Regions from separate parts of the Homo sapiens genome. Here region 1 is linked to region 2. Evidence: chromatin contacts called from ENCODE Hi-C or POLR2A ChIA-PET data. All regions are on one chromosome and are shown on one strand. The core of a region is the stretch at or near the end of the contact, and the rest is flanking DNA. Distances in the headings are between cores, read along the strand shown. Region 1 overlaps ZNF670-ZNF695 (ZNF670-ZNF695 readthrough (NMD candidate)). Region 2 holds the start of ZNF670 (zinc finger protein 670).

Region 1 (7,231 bases), core at 4,152-6,651, 120 kb before region 2:
TCAGGCCACTTCCAGCTCGAAACTCTGACTTGCTATCTCTATATTCTTATAGGGTTTTCTTGCTCACTAAGTTTTTAGGAAAATAATAACTGAGAAAATAAAAATTTAATACAGTCATACAGTCATCTCAGGATACATTCTGAGAAAATCATTGAGTGTACTTACACAAATCTATATAGTATAGCCTACTATACACCTAGGCTATCAGGTAAGGCCTTGATATGGTTTGGCTGTGTCCCCACCCAAATCTCATCCAAATCTCATCTTGAATTGTAGCTCCCATAATCCCCACGTGTCATGGGAGGGACCTGGTGGGAGGTAATTGAATCATAGGGGGAGTTTTTCCCATACAGTTCTCACGACAGTGAATAAGTCTGCACGTGCTTTCTTGCCTGCCACCATGAAGATGTGCCTTTGCTCCTCCTTCACCTTCCACCACGATTGTGAGGCCTCCCCAGCCATGTGAAACTGGATCCATTAAACCTCTTTTTCTTTAAAAATTACCCAGTCTTGGGTATTTCTTCATAGCAGTATGAAAATAGACCAATACAGGCCTATTGCTCCTAGGCTACAAACCTGTACAGCATGTTACTGTACTGAATAGTGTAAGGAAATCATCACACAATGGTAAGTATTTGTGATAGAAATTTTTCAGCTCTATTGTAACCTTAGGGGATCACTGTCGTCTATGAGGTCCATCATTGACTGAAACTGTTATGCAGTGCTTAACTGTATTATGTGACAAAATGTGTATAAGTAATTTTATTTAATTAAGAGTAGAAGCTCTCCCGCAGTGTTCTCATATACTCTAAACTCTAAAATTATCATTCTACTCAGTATTGCTGATCTCTTCATTGAGCTTGTAAACAAACACCTACACAGAACAGAACTAATTAATTTTAATCTAAATCCATTTTCTTTTGTACAAAGGAGGCTTTTTCCCCAAGATTTGTTTCAATCCTTTAGCCTAAAATGATAACGCCCTATATTTACCTAGCGATGTTAACTTTTCAAAGTCCGTTCTTTTCTACCATCTCTCTAGAATGTAGGCTCCTAAGAGTACTACTGTCTTCTGGACAATGTCCAGCACACAGAAGGTGCTCAGTGAGTCCCAGCTGAAGAAAGTGAATATGATGCTCACAAGAACTCCCTGGGTAGACAACGGTCTCATCACTAACCCCTTACTTGACAGATTTAGGTACGGAGGCACGGGAGCCAGATGAGGACATTAACCAAAGATACCCACATGCCAGATATTAGTTTGGATTGGATTTTTTTTTTTTTTTTTTTTTAAGACAGAGTCTTGCTCTGTAACCCAGGCTAGAGTACAGTGGCATGATCTCGGCTCACTGCAACCTCCACCTCCTGGGTTCAAGCAGTTCTCTGCCTCAGCCTCCCAAGTAGCTGAGATTACAGGCTTCGGCCACCAGTCCCGGCTAATTTTTTTGCATTTTTAGTAGAGATGGGGTTTCACCAAGTTGGCCAGGCTGGTCTTGAACTCCTGACCTCGTGATCGACCAGCCTCGGCCTCCCAAAGTGCTGGGATTACAAGCATGAGCTACTGTGCCCGGCCGATTGGATCATTATTTTTAAAAAAATCTATAAAAGATGGTCATGGGGGCCGGGCGCGGTGGCTCATGCCTGTAATCCCAGCACTCTGGGAGGCTGAGGCAGGCAGATCACTTGAGGTCAGGAGTTTGAGACCAGCCTGGCCAACATGGTGAAACCCCGTCTCTACAAAAAATACAAAAATTAGCCGGGCCTGGTGGCAGTCACCTATAATCCCAGCTACTCAGGAGGCTGAAGTAGGAGAATCACTTGAACCCGGGAGGCAGAGGTTGCAGTGAGCCGAGATTGTGCCGCTGCACTCCAGCCTGGGGGACAGAGTGAGACTCTGCCTCCAAAAATAAAAAAAAGATCATGGGATAATTGGGGGTATGTTAATATTGAATTGCCCATTCTATGTTATTAGATATCATGAAACTATTATTGTTATTATTTATTTTTATTTTTGTAGAGATGTGGTCTTGCTGTGTTGCCCAAGCTAGTCTTGAACTCCTGACCTCAAGTGATCCTCCCACCTTGGCCTCCTAAAGTGCTAGGATTACAGGCATGAGCCACTGCGCTGGGCCTATTTCTTGAGATGATAACGTTGTTGTGATTACTCAGTATAACGTCCTTATGCTTAGGAGATGCATGTTGTGACTGTAATATTTACAGGTGGTATCATGATATGTGAAATGAACTTTCTATTGGTTCAGTAAGAAAAAAAGAGATAAAGCAAATATTGAATTAATAAAATGTTAGTATTATCTGCATCTATATGGAGAATAAATGGTATTCTTTGTACTACTCTTTCAAGTTTTTAATTAAAAATTGGGAAACAGGCCGAGTGCGGTGGCTCATGCCTGTAATCCCAACACTTTGGGAGACCGAGGCCGGCAGATCATGAGGTCAAGAGATGGAGACCATCCTGGCCAACATGGTGAAACCCCGTCTTTACTAATAAATACAAAAAATTAGCTGGGCGTGGTGGTGCACTCCTGTAGTCCCAGCTACTCGGGAGGCTGAGGCAGGAGAATCGCTTGAACTAGGGAGTTGGAGGTTGCAGTGAGCTGAGATCAGGCTCCTGCACTCCAGTCTGGGCAACACAGCGAAACTCCGTCTAAAAAAAAAAAAAAAGAATTGGGGAACACAAGCAACGAAGAAACCACAGCAGAAAATCGTATGTCTGACTATAAGAAAACTTTAATCTTCTCTAATTATGGTTAATTTGGGTGGTAGGACTATATTGGACTATTCTTTTCATCTTTTTCTAAATTTTCCACGTGAGCAGATATTTATAATAAAATATTTTAAAATTCAAATTATGTAGCAATATGAGATAAACCTTCAATACCTTTCTAGAAACACATTGTGGCAGATTGGGTTTTTTTTTGAGATAGGGTGTCACTCAGCTTGCCCAGGCTGGAGTGCAGTGGCATGATCTTACCTCACTGCAGCCTCGAGCTCCTGGGCTCAGGTGACTCCTACATTAGCCTCCCCAGTAGCTGGGACTACAGGTGCACACCACCAAGCCTGGCTAATTTTTTGTATTTTTAGTGGAGACAGGTTTTGCCATGTTGCCCAGGCTGGTCCCAAACTCCTGGTCCTACAGACGTGAGCCACCACACCCAGCCTTGTATTTTCTAAAGATGGTTGCACCTGTATATTTATTACTACATGCATCCTACATGCCTTTTCTATGATGAGTCTGACACTTCTCCCACAGAGACGTTGGATCTATGTTTCTTCTCTTTGAATCTAGGCAGGGACTTGGTTTTTGTTTTGTTTTGTTTTGTTTTTGTTTTTGTTTTTTTTTTGAGACAGAGTCTTGCTCTGTCGCCCAGGCTGGAGTGCAGTGGCGCGATCTCGGCTCACTGCAAGCTCCGCCTCCCGGGTTCACGCCATTCTCCTGCCTCAGCCTCCCGAGTACCTGGGACTACAGGTGCACACCACCACGCCCGGCTAATTTTTTGTATTTTTAGTAGAGACAGGGTTTCACCATGTTAGCCAGGATGTTCTTGATCTCCTGACCTCGTGATCTGCCCTCCTCGGCCTCCCAAAGTGCTGGGATTACAGGCGTGAGCCACTGCACCCAGCCGGGACTTGTCTTATGATTGCCCCAGTATTGAAGTTTGGCAAAAAGTCACAAAATATGTGACTTTGAAGGCTAGGTCATAAAAATGAAGAAACCTCCATTTATTTTTCCTTCTCTCTTGGGATCCTTACCCTTAGAACTCAGCCATCACATAGTAAGGAGACTCAGGCCACAGACAGGTCTAGTGAGGAATTCTGGCTGACATCCTCAGCTAGTCCCCAGCCATGAGCAAGCATCAGCTGCTGTCATGATCCTGAGTGAATGATCCCTCAGAGTCCAGGCGCCAGCCTTTGAGTCTTCCAGCTGATATCCCTGACAATGTGGGTCAGAAACCAGCCATCCATTCTACGCCTGGTGTGAATTTCTAACCATGGAAACGGTGCGAGATAATACACGATGTAACGCATGATTGTTGTACTTTAAGCCACCCCATTTTCGGGTGATTTGTTATGCAGCCATAGTAACACGCGGGGACAGTGAAGTCCTCTAAGGTGAAAAGTGTGTTTGCTATTGGTTTAAGAAAGCGAGTGCCACTCACGGGGAAGAAGAAGTGTCTTGTAAATTATCACTAATCTCCTCAGATGTCAATGAATCAGATACTGTAAATTATCCTTACTCTCCTCAGATGTCAGCGAATCAGATACTGTGTCTTGGCCAGGTGCGTTGGCTCACACCTGTAATCCCAGCACTTTGGGAGGCCAAGGTGGGATTGCTTGAGGCCAGGAGTTTCAGACAAGCCTGGGCAACATAGCAAGACCCTGTCTCTACAACAAAATTTAAAAATTAGCCGGGCATGTACCTGTAGTCCCAGCTACTTGGGAGACTGAGGCAGGAGGATTGCTTGAGCCCAGGAGTTTGAAACTGCAGTGAGGTATGATCTCACCACAGGACTCACTCCAGCCTGGATGACAGAGTGAGACCCTGTCTCAAAAAAAAAAAAAAAAAAAAAAAAAAAAATATATATATATATATATATATATATATATATATATATATAAAATCTCTTTTCTGAAAGAAGCATTTAAATGTTGAAAACACATTATCTGCTTATTCTAGAACCCAAAATGGGCATTTTTTTTGTTTTTGTTTTGAGACAGAGTCTCACTCTGTTGCCCAGGCTGGAGTGCAGTGGCACAGTCTCGGCTCACTGCAACCTCCACCTCCTGGGTTCAAGCAATTCTCCTGCCTCAGCCTCCCAAGTAGCTGGGACTACAGGCGAGCGCCACCATACCCGGCTAATTTTTGTATTTTTAGTAGAGATGGGGGTTTCACTATCTTGGCCAGGCTGGTCTCGAACTCCTGACCTCGTGATCCACCAGCCTCAGCCTCCCAAAGTGCTGGGATTACAGGTGTGAGCCACCGTGCCTGGCCCAAAATGGGCATATTTTTAGAACCTAGACTATTGAGCTTGTCACTTTTTCTTACAATGTGCCACATTCTGCACCAATGATGCAGGAAATTAACAGCTAGATGTTCTTAGTTCTCCCTCTCCGTGGCGGTTCTGAAGATAGGCGGTGAAAGTGGACTGTTCCTCAGAAGCAAAAACTCTCCAGTGTTTCTGATCCATTAGTTCCGTAGCAATGTATGAGTTTTCATAACTATGGTTATGTATTTTGGTAAGCTGCTATCTTCATGCAACAGTCAATTTCACTGAACTTCATTTCCTCTAAGTATGTTAGATTACATATTTCACAATGTATTATTTGAAACAAACCAATCTCATTGAAAAACCCAGTTGAGAAGCTTCATGAATAATTTAACTGCTTGCTTTTCCTCTCAGATTTCACACATTTTGCCACGTCATTATTTAAGGAAACTTTCTCATATTGTAATACTTCCTCTTTTCTATTCAAAGAAATTGTAAACATATCAGCAAAAAGGGAACCACAGTTTTATCTGGAACACTAATATATTTAGAGTGAACAACACTGCCACCCTAAGATTTCCCAGTAACCTAGATGCATTTTGCTGTACTCAAGCAGGCTGATATGATTGCAGTTTGGGGAAAAATTTATATTATATAGAGTGTGGTTTCTTTTGGAGTGGTTTGCTAGTTTCTCCAATGCTGTTTGTCATATATGTAAAAGTAAAAACAGTTGGTATTGTGTAGCAGTATAGAATACTACCTATGTTCTCTCTCTATATATATGCCCCAGAGAACCATTTGTTTCCATTCAGAGTGATAAGGTTATACAAGACCTACTTGGCCATGCAAGACAAGTTCTTTTCTTCATTTCTGTCTACAAATTCAGATCATTTCTCCATAGTTCAAGATAGCTATCTATCCTTCAAAGAATGGTACAGGCCAGGCATGGTGGCTCACACCTGTAATCCCAGCACTTTGGGAGGCTGAGGCCGGTGGATCCCTTGAGCCCAGGAGTTCGCGAGCAGCCTGGGCAACATGGCAAAACTCTAGAAAAATATAAAAATTAGCTGGGCATGGTGGTGCTCACCTGCAGTCCCAGCTACTTGGGAGTCTGAGGTGGGAGGATCACCTGAGCCTGGACTGGTTGAGATCACGCCACTGCACTCCAGCCTGGGTGGAGACCCTGTCTCAAACAAACAAACAAAAAACAAAAAACAACACAAAGAATGGTAGAGAGAGCTGTAAAAGTAAAGAATCTATGAAGGTCTTTTGAGCTCAAAAATGTTTCTATTTCAATTATCATTTAAAACATGTTCACTATGAAGGTGGGCTTCCTGACTTGATTCACTCATTGAAATTCATAGTAGGGTCAGTTGATGACCAAGAAACTTAGCTATTTCAAAATCATGGGGTATAAGTCTTAACATCAAATAATGCATATGTAACTCAAACTTCTCATCTTTAGCATCATCAGTTCAAAAATTATATACGTTACTCCACTAATTAGGCATAACACTTCATTAGAAGTTATATATGCATTCAAAGCCACCTCCAGCTGCACCAGCCTATAATGAGCTGTTTATTTGTTCATGTGACAATCTTATATTGCTACCTATTATTTCATGTGCACGTAGATACTCGATAAAGTCTTTTAAAATGAATGAATGCAAATCTTCTGCCTCCCACAGTGCCTGTTCTTAAATCCTAAGCCCCATTATTGCTACTCCCTGCCACCTCCATTCCATAAACTGCAGGGCCATTGTTCTATAAGCTGCTTGAGTTTAAGAGTGTTGCTTTCACAGCTCTCTTCATACGTACAGGAAGGCTCTGCTTCTCCTTCCCAAGACACTCAGGGAATCTTTCCAGGATGCTTCCCATTCACTCTACTGAATTCACCTACTCCCTCTTGCTACCTCTGCTTATAGTATTTTGCTTCAGACCCAATTGTCACCCACTGGTCCCTGAGATAGGCAAAAGATGCTTTAGACTATTTTCTTGGGTGCTGCCCTCGGGCTCCACATCCTGCAGCCTGCCTCATTCCCATTCTGGAAGGGAGTTCAGATAGCTTGAACTTAGTAGTAAGGGTGATCTGACTCCTGTGATCATTGACTTCAGTGTTCACCAGGCTGCTTAGCAAAGGGCCCTCTTCATCACTCCCTTCATCATTCAGTTAAGGGAAAAGATCTCAAGAACGCAGAGGCATAGAGAGGCACCTCAATGGCACT
Region 2 (6,512 bases), core at 3,640-6,139:
CCAGTGTATTATACAAGATGTGACTCAGGAACAACTCAATGGAAGAGTTGTAGAGGACACGGGAACATAGCAGGGGAAGATGGGGTGAGTAGGTAATCCTGTTAAATATATGCAAGTTAAAAAACAAACAACAAAAACATTCTTTGTGTTCTCCAGGAACAGCTTGGTGAAAACAAACACCTTCTCATTATGACTTAGATGATGCTTCCTTTACGTACAATAAAGCCAGAAACAGACAGCGTAATTTTTTTTTCGCCTCTTAACTAATTAGCTGACCAAATTTGTCTTCAGTGGTCAGAACAAAATACTTGCTAACCAAATTTTACTTAAGTTTCCCTCCTTCCCTCAGGCCCCTGAACTCTGATATACCCTCAGCCTGAGCCAACATACAACCCCTCTTTATGCCTCTCCTGTGAACAGGCTGACCTCAGGGTGAAATGTTCTCTGATCTAGAATCCATCCGGCCCTCTTCCTCTCCTCTTTTTTCTAATCTAGTTTGCTCCTTCCTATGAAAGAAAGCCCTTTTCTGCCTAACCTTTAACATGCTTGCCACTGTTATACCCAGTGTTTTTCCTCATTGCAATACTTCAGAATAAACTCCCTTCTTACATAATTCTGAATTTACTTTATTGCAGCAGTTCCCCACCTTTTTGGCATCAGGGATCAGTTTCATAGAACACAGATTTTCCATGGATGGTGGGGATAGTTTTGGGACCACACTGTTCTACCTCAGATCATCAGGCATTAGATTCTCATAAGGAGCACACAACCTAGATCCCTCCCATGCACAGTTCACAGTAGGGTTCGTGCTCCTCTGAGATTCTAAAGCCACCACTGATCTGACAGGAGAAGGAGCTCAGGTGGTAATGTTCACTCACCTGCTGCTCACCTCCTGCTGCATGGCCTGGATCCTAACAGGCCACCGACAGGTACTGCTCCATGGCCCAGGGGTTGGGGACCCCTGCTTTATTGAATAATGTCTAGAAAGAATGCCAGGACAATGAAAATTACACCCTTAAAAAGGGGATCTCATCCTTTCAATCCAGGCCCAACCACATCCACCTGTGAACACCAGATTTCCAGAACTCTGTAGCTTCTCTCAATATAAAGAGCTCCTTTCATGGCTGAGGTGAGCAGGCTGGGACATCTGTAAAGGGAGGCTCCCAAGGAAGAACTGAGTGAGGCACTTACGTTTAATACCTCAACTGGAAAAGCCAAAGTATCTATCCCTATCATATAATAAATATGTCATTTATTTATTATTTCCATGATAACAAATCATCTCCAGGAGTTGCCAAGTCCTATCCCATAAAACTTAGCATTAAACTCCAATGTCCAGATAACAGGATAAAAAACAGGGTTATCCACTGTTATAAATTCTCCACCCTGCAAAAAGGAGGCACTGATGTTTTGATAAATATTTATAATTCACCAATTTATCTACAACACTTGCTTGTGGAAATGTATTCATTTTTCTGCAGCCATAATGGAAAAGAGATTTTTCATATTTTTCCCTGGTAACATTTTGATATAGTTTGGCTGTGTCCCTACTCAAATCTCATCTTGAATTGTAACTCCCACAATTCCCACATGTGGCAGGAACGTGGTGGGAGGTAATTGAATCATGGGGGCAGGTCTTTCCCCTGCTGTTCTGGTGATAGCGAATACGTTTCATGAGATCTGATGGTTTTAAAAACTGGAGTTTCCCTGCACAAGCTCTCTCTCTCTCTGCCTGCAGCCATCCGCGTAAGACGTGACTTGCTCCTTGTTGCCTTCCGCATGATTGTCAGGCTTCCCCAGCCATGTGGAAATATAAGTCCTTTAAATCTCTTTCTCTTATAAATTGTCCAGCCTCAGGTATGTCTTTATCAGCAGCATGAAAACAAACTAATACACATTCCCAAAGCAAAGTCCTAGAATTCCATTTGAAATCTCCTTCAAAAAAGAACAGACTTGAGAAACTTACTACACTCACTCTTGGGAAGAAAAAGGTTAACAAGAATTTTTAACAAATGGAATATGAATAGATTTTTGCCCCCTTGAAATCCACCTCCTTCTTGTCTCTTTGGAAATATTTTTTTTTAATCTTTCAAGCTCTCTGAATAAAACATATTTTAAAGTTAATGAAAAACTGAAACTGAACTAAGTGAATAAATCTTTTCAAGGCAATAAACTCAGGGAGGGGTCATGCTGGCAGAACACAGACATCTCTGGGTCAAGAGTCAGGTCAGGTCACTGCATCACTTTGGAGATCCTCACAGGCCCATTCTCCTCACAGAAATACTCAATGACCACCCTCCCAGGAGACACTGTACTGTGCCCCACTGTGTGCTTGAATTTTTTTTTTTTTTTTGGGACGGAGTCTTGCTCTGTCACCCAGGCTGGAGTGCAGTGGCGTGATCTCAGCTCACTGCAAGCTCTGCCTCCTAGGTTCACGCCATTCTCCTGCCTCAGCCTCCTGAGTAGCTGGGACTACAGGCGCCCGCCACCATGCCCGGCTAATTTTTTGTATTTTTAGTAGAGATGGGGTTTCATCACATTAGCCAGGATGATCTCGATCTCCTGACCTCGTGATCCGCCCGCCTCGGCCTCCCAAAGTGTTGGGATTACAGGCGTGAGCCACCGCACCTGGCCTGTGTGCCTGAATTTCTAAGCCCTTTTCTGCCTAAACTTTAACATGCTTGCAGCTCTTATACCTGGTGTTTTTCCCCATTGCAATACTTTAGAATAAACTCTCTTTTTTTTTTTTTTCTTTTTCAAACTGAGTCTCCCTCTGTCACCCAGGCTGGAGTGCAGTGGCACCATCTCAGCTCACTGCAACCTCCACCTCCTGGCCTCAAGCGATTCTCCTGCCTCAGCCTCCTGAGTAGCTGGGATTACAGGCATGCACCACCAGACTGGGCTAATTTTTGTATTTTTAGTAGAGACAGTGTTTTGCCATACTGGCAAGGCTGGTCTCAAACTCCTGACCTCAAGTGATCTGCCTCCCTTGGCCTCCCAAAATGCTGGGATTACAGGCGTGGGCCACCACGCCCAGCCAACTCTCTTCTTACATAATTCTGATGATGGTGCTTTTCTGGTTCTTGCACCACCTCACTGGGGTGGGTATTCCTTGTCCTTTGAGATAGTTTTTCTCCTTTCCCAAGTCCGAGAAAATCCAGAGCGCAGGAATCATTTCTAGATTTTTCCCTTAATACCAGCATCTGACTGGCTGCCACCAACGTGTCTCCAAGGAATGATGAAAACTGGGGTTGGAGGAAGAAAATCCCAATGCACCAGGGATTTGTTTTTTAAACGAAGAGTATACTAGGAGACGTCTCTCAACTCCAGGGCACCCAGATGCTGCCTGGAGAGGCTCTACTTCCATATTTTAAACTGTCCTCTGTGAGGAGATGACCCAGGAGAAGGTATTCATTAGACACTCCAAGAGATCTGGCTGCTAAACAGAGGACCAAGAAAAGATATAAGGGTGGCTGAGGACATATCACCCTCTAAAGTTTCCAAAAGGGAACTTCACCCCAAAGATACTCTGGTAAGATGTGCACACTCAAAAAAGATAAAATTAGGAGATGCACAAAGACTTTTTTTTTCTACAATTAACTGTCAGGTGATTATTTTCTGCTTTCCACTCATGTGTAATGTTCAGAAATATTTTAAGAGTGAAAACAAATATTTTCAGAACGACTCACTACTCTGAAAAAAATAACACACTTCATCTGTATGAAATGTACAATAAAAGACAAATACTTGATAATGTTGCATTTGAATATAGGAAAAGAATTGGAAATTTAGGGTTTTACTACAAGCCCCAGAAGAGTTAGGCTGTGGGAACAGGGTCGTTGATGTGAGATCCTGTTGCCATACACTTAGAAATGTGGAGTGTTATGTGAAAATAATTAAACACAGGCACTAGGGAGACTGAGGTGGGGGGATCGCTTGAGCCCGAGTCCAAGACTCCATCATACACATGTACATACACACATGAATGAATAAACAACCAACCAAAACGTAACTCATGCTTGTCTTGTAAATTAATAACTTAAAGGGAAACAAAACAGCCTTAAACAACCACGAACCCACCAATTAACCTCTGGTTACATAACCAGGAGATATCTGGCTGCACAGTCTATATGGGGTGACTACATAACTGTACACGATCAATTATTTAATTGGGTTTGCTTCCTCGGGTTCCTTACAAAAAACCCTTTCCTTCCCCAAACCACAAACCACGCTGGTGGCTTCCTAACTCACGACTCTCTGCTCAAATAAACTCCTTAATATTTTAACGGCGCCTCAGTTTTCTTTCTAACAGGAGAAAGGAGGATTTGGAGACTTCACAGACCACAGCTCCTCCCACGCAGGAACCCCGAACCCCAAGTCGGGACTCTCCCCTGAGGACCCTCCCGTCGGCACCGCACGATCCGAGGGAGATGCGGGTCTACAGAGGCAGAGCTGCCCAGAAAGGGTTCCGGGCCTGGCCGAAGCGGCGGGGCAGGGACAAGCCAGGCGGCCCGGGGTCTGGCTGCGGGTCCAGCCCCGCATCCTGTGCCACTAAGGCCGCGAGGCGCCGGCGGAAACTCGGGTCGGCACCGCGGGGAGGTCCGGGTTCGCCACAACCGCTTCCTGGCGGTTCCCTTTTCCCCTTCCCGAGACACCTGGCCGGCACACTCACCATTTCCCAGTCTCCGGTGTCTGGGGTCCTCCCTAAGGACCTTCCGGGACCTGCAGGTCCCAGAGCAACAGAAGCTGCCGCGGGACCACTTGGACCTCCCAGGGATAAGGGGAAGGAGCAGCGGAGACGCACCGAGCTCGCCACATTCGCGCTGCCCAACACAAAAGCCGCGCCAGGTCCCGGAAGCTGCTCCCTCCTTTCGCGGCGCGCTTGAGAGTACAGTCCCCTTCCCAGCGCCCGATTGGACAGGGCCTTAGGCCCCGCCCCTTCAGTCCTGAGTGACGGGAGATGCAATCAGACACGGCGCTGAGTGAGGCCAGGTTCTTTCCCTGCAGTCCTTTTCTAAGGCATGGATTCTGCCCTGTGCTGAGACCTGGCGCCCCCCGGGGGACTTTCCCATTCAAGCTCATACACAGGATTATGTCCATTTATGAGTAATATTTGTGATATTTACAATTGGAAACACTATGATGACAATTATTCTAAAATTTCAGATTTCACAACCTTCCTGGCCTCTGGTCTTTTGAGGAGGCAGCCTGAATTTTTTTTTTTTTCTTGCTTCTAGTGGGATTAGAGGCAGCTTGAATTTTGAAAAGACAATGTCCTCTCAGGTAGCAACGCCCCATAGAAATAAAATGTGAGCCGCGTGTGTTCCAGTAGCAATAGAAAAGAAAACAACACGTGAAATTGATTACAATGATTTATTTAACCAAATATATCCAAAAATATTGTTTCAATATATGATCGATGTTAAGCTCGCGCCTAATTGAAGAGACTACCCAAACAGGTTAAGTGTGAGCAGCAAGGCTAGTTTACTCACTCGGGTGCGAGCGGGCTGAGTCCGAAAAGAGGGTCAGCGGAGGGTCGTGGGATTGGAGTTAGTTTTATAGGTGAGGGGTAAGCAGTGGAAAGTTACAGTCAGGGGCCGTTTATTACCGGCGGGGGAAGAATGTCACAAAGTACATTGTCACAAGAGGGAGGGGTCACAGTGTCACTAGGCTGATTGATCAGTTAGGGTAGTGCACGTCACAACGGTAAAATGCTGCAAGGTTGGCTAATCAGCTAAGACAGAAACTAGCCGTTTTTCTTCCTTTGTGGTTTTCCTGTTGTCCCAGACTTTCTGGCTCCAGGACCTTCTGGATGTACACGTGTGGGTCACAGGGATCACAATGGCTTGACCATGGCGCAGCCTGCTCAGACGGCCTTACAATCGATATATTATTAATGAAAAATCACTCTATATATTAAGCTTCCAGCATGTTTCAATTCAGCCTGCACATTTGGATACACGTGTCTGGTTTTACCACTTTATTTTAAGGTTGTTCGGGAATGTCTGCCTGTTCCTTTCATGTAACTGTTCATTATTTATTGATTACTATTTCTTAATTTCACTTATCTCAGTGAGAGTTGCCAAATAGTGGTTTTCTAATTATTTTCTCTACAGGTATTAGTTCTCATTCTTCTATTAAAAATGGCGTTTTCTCATGAACTCTCTCCATTACATTAAAACCTACCCTATTAGGAAAGGAAGAATAAAAGCTTGATTCTCCCTTTAATCAATTGTCATAACAATGACGGCGTGGCCTCAGCAAACAAAAAAAATGTGAGTGACTTTTTTCTAACCTTATTTTTTGTGTATTTAATGAGATTCCATACACTGCAGTCTGTATCTATTTTTTGAGCTCAAATTATCCCTTTTTTTTTTTTTTTTTTTTGAGACCGAGTCTCACTCTGTTGCCCAGGCTGGAGTGCAGTGTGGCATGATCTCGGCTCACTGCAACCTCTGCCCCCCGGATTCAAGCGATTCTCGTGCCTCAGCCTCCTGAGTAGCTGGGATTAC

The links. Hi-C counts contacts between places; a loop is a spot of excess contacts on that map. ChIA-PET counts read pairs that join two places held with the same protein, here RNA polymerase II (POLR2A). Pooled maps may share reads with other maps.
Region 1: a loop to region 2 is called in a pooled map, with 2.7 times the contacts of the local background. The contact joins the enhancer-like site here to the promoter of ZNF670 in region 2. A Hi-C loop is called at or near these places in 2 of 37 single-sample maps with no recorded cell type and 5 of 50 pooled maps. POLR2A ChIA-PET finds 5 or more read pairs at or near these places in 3 of 52 experiments (H1, activated naive CD4-positive, alpha-beta T cell and naive thymus-derived CD8-positive, alpha-beta T cell).

Annotation. Positions count from the first base shown.
Region 1 is chr1:246,954,715-246,961,945 of GRCh38, forward strand. The region is part of intron 6 of ZNF670-ZNF695 (ZNF670-ZNF695 readthrough (NMD candidate)); the gene reads right to left. It also overlaps a transcript of ZNF695 not described here. Among named protein-coding and RNA genes, the nearest start is that of AHCTF1, 26 kb to the left of the region's middle. Within about 2 kb of position 5,402, at least 2 of the 41 ENCODE cell types and tissues checked have a DNase peak (open chromatin) inside an H3K27ac peak, as active enhancers do.
Region 2 is chr1:247,073,922-247,080,433 of GRCh38, forward strand. It overlaps ZNF670 (zinc finger protein 670), which reads right to left and starts at 4,890. Exons shown (of 4, transcript NM_033213.5): 1 at 4,673-4,890. The coding sequence starts at 4,675. It overlaps ZNF670-ZNF695 (ZNF670-ZNF695 readthrough (NMD candidate)), which reads right to left and starts at 4,890. Exons shown (of 7, transcript NR_037894.2): 1 at 4,673-4,890. RefSeq lists silencers at 4,753-5,066, 4,855-4,924.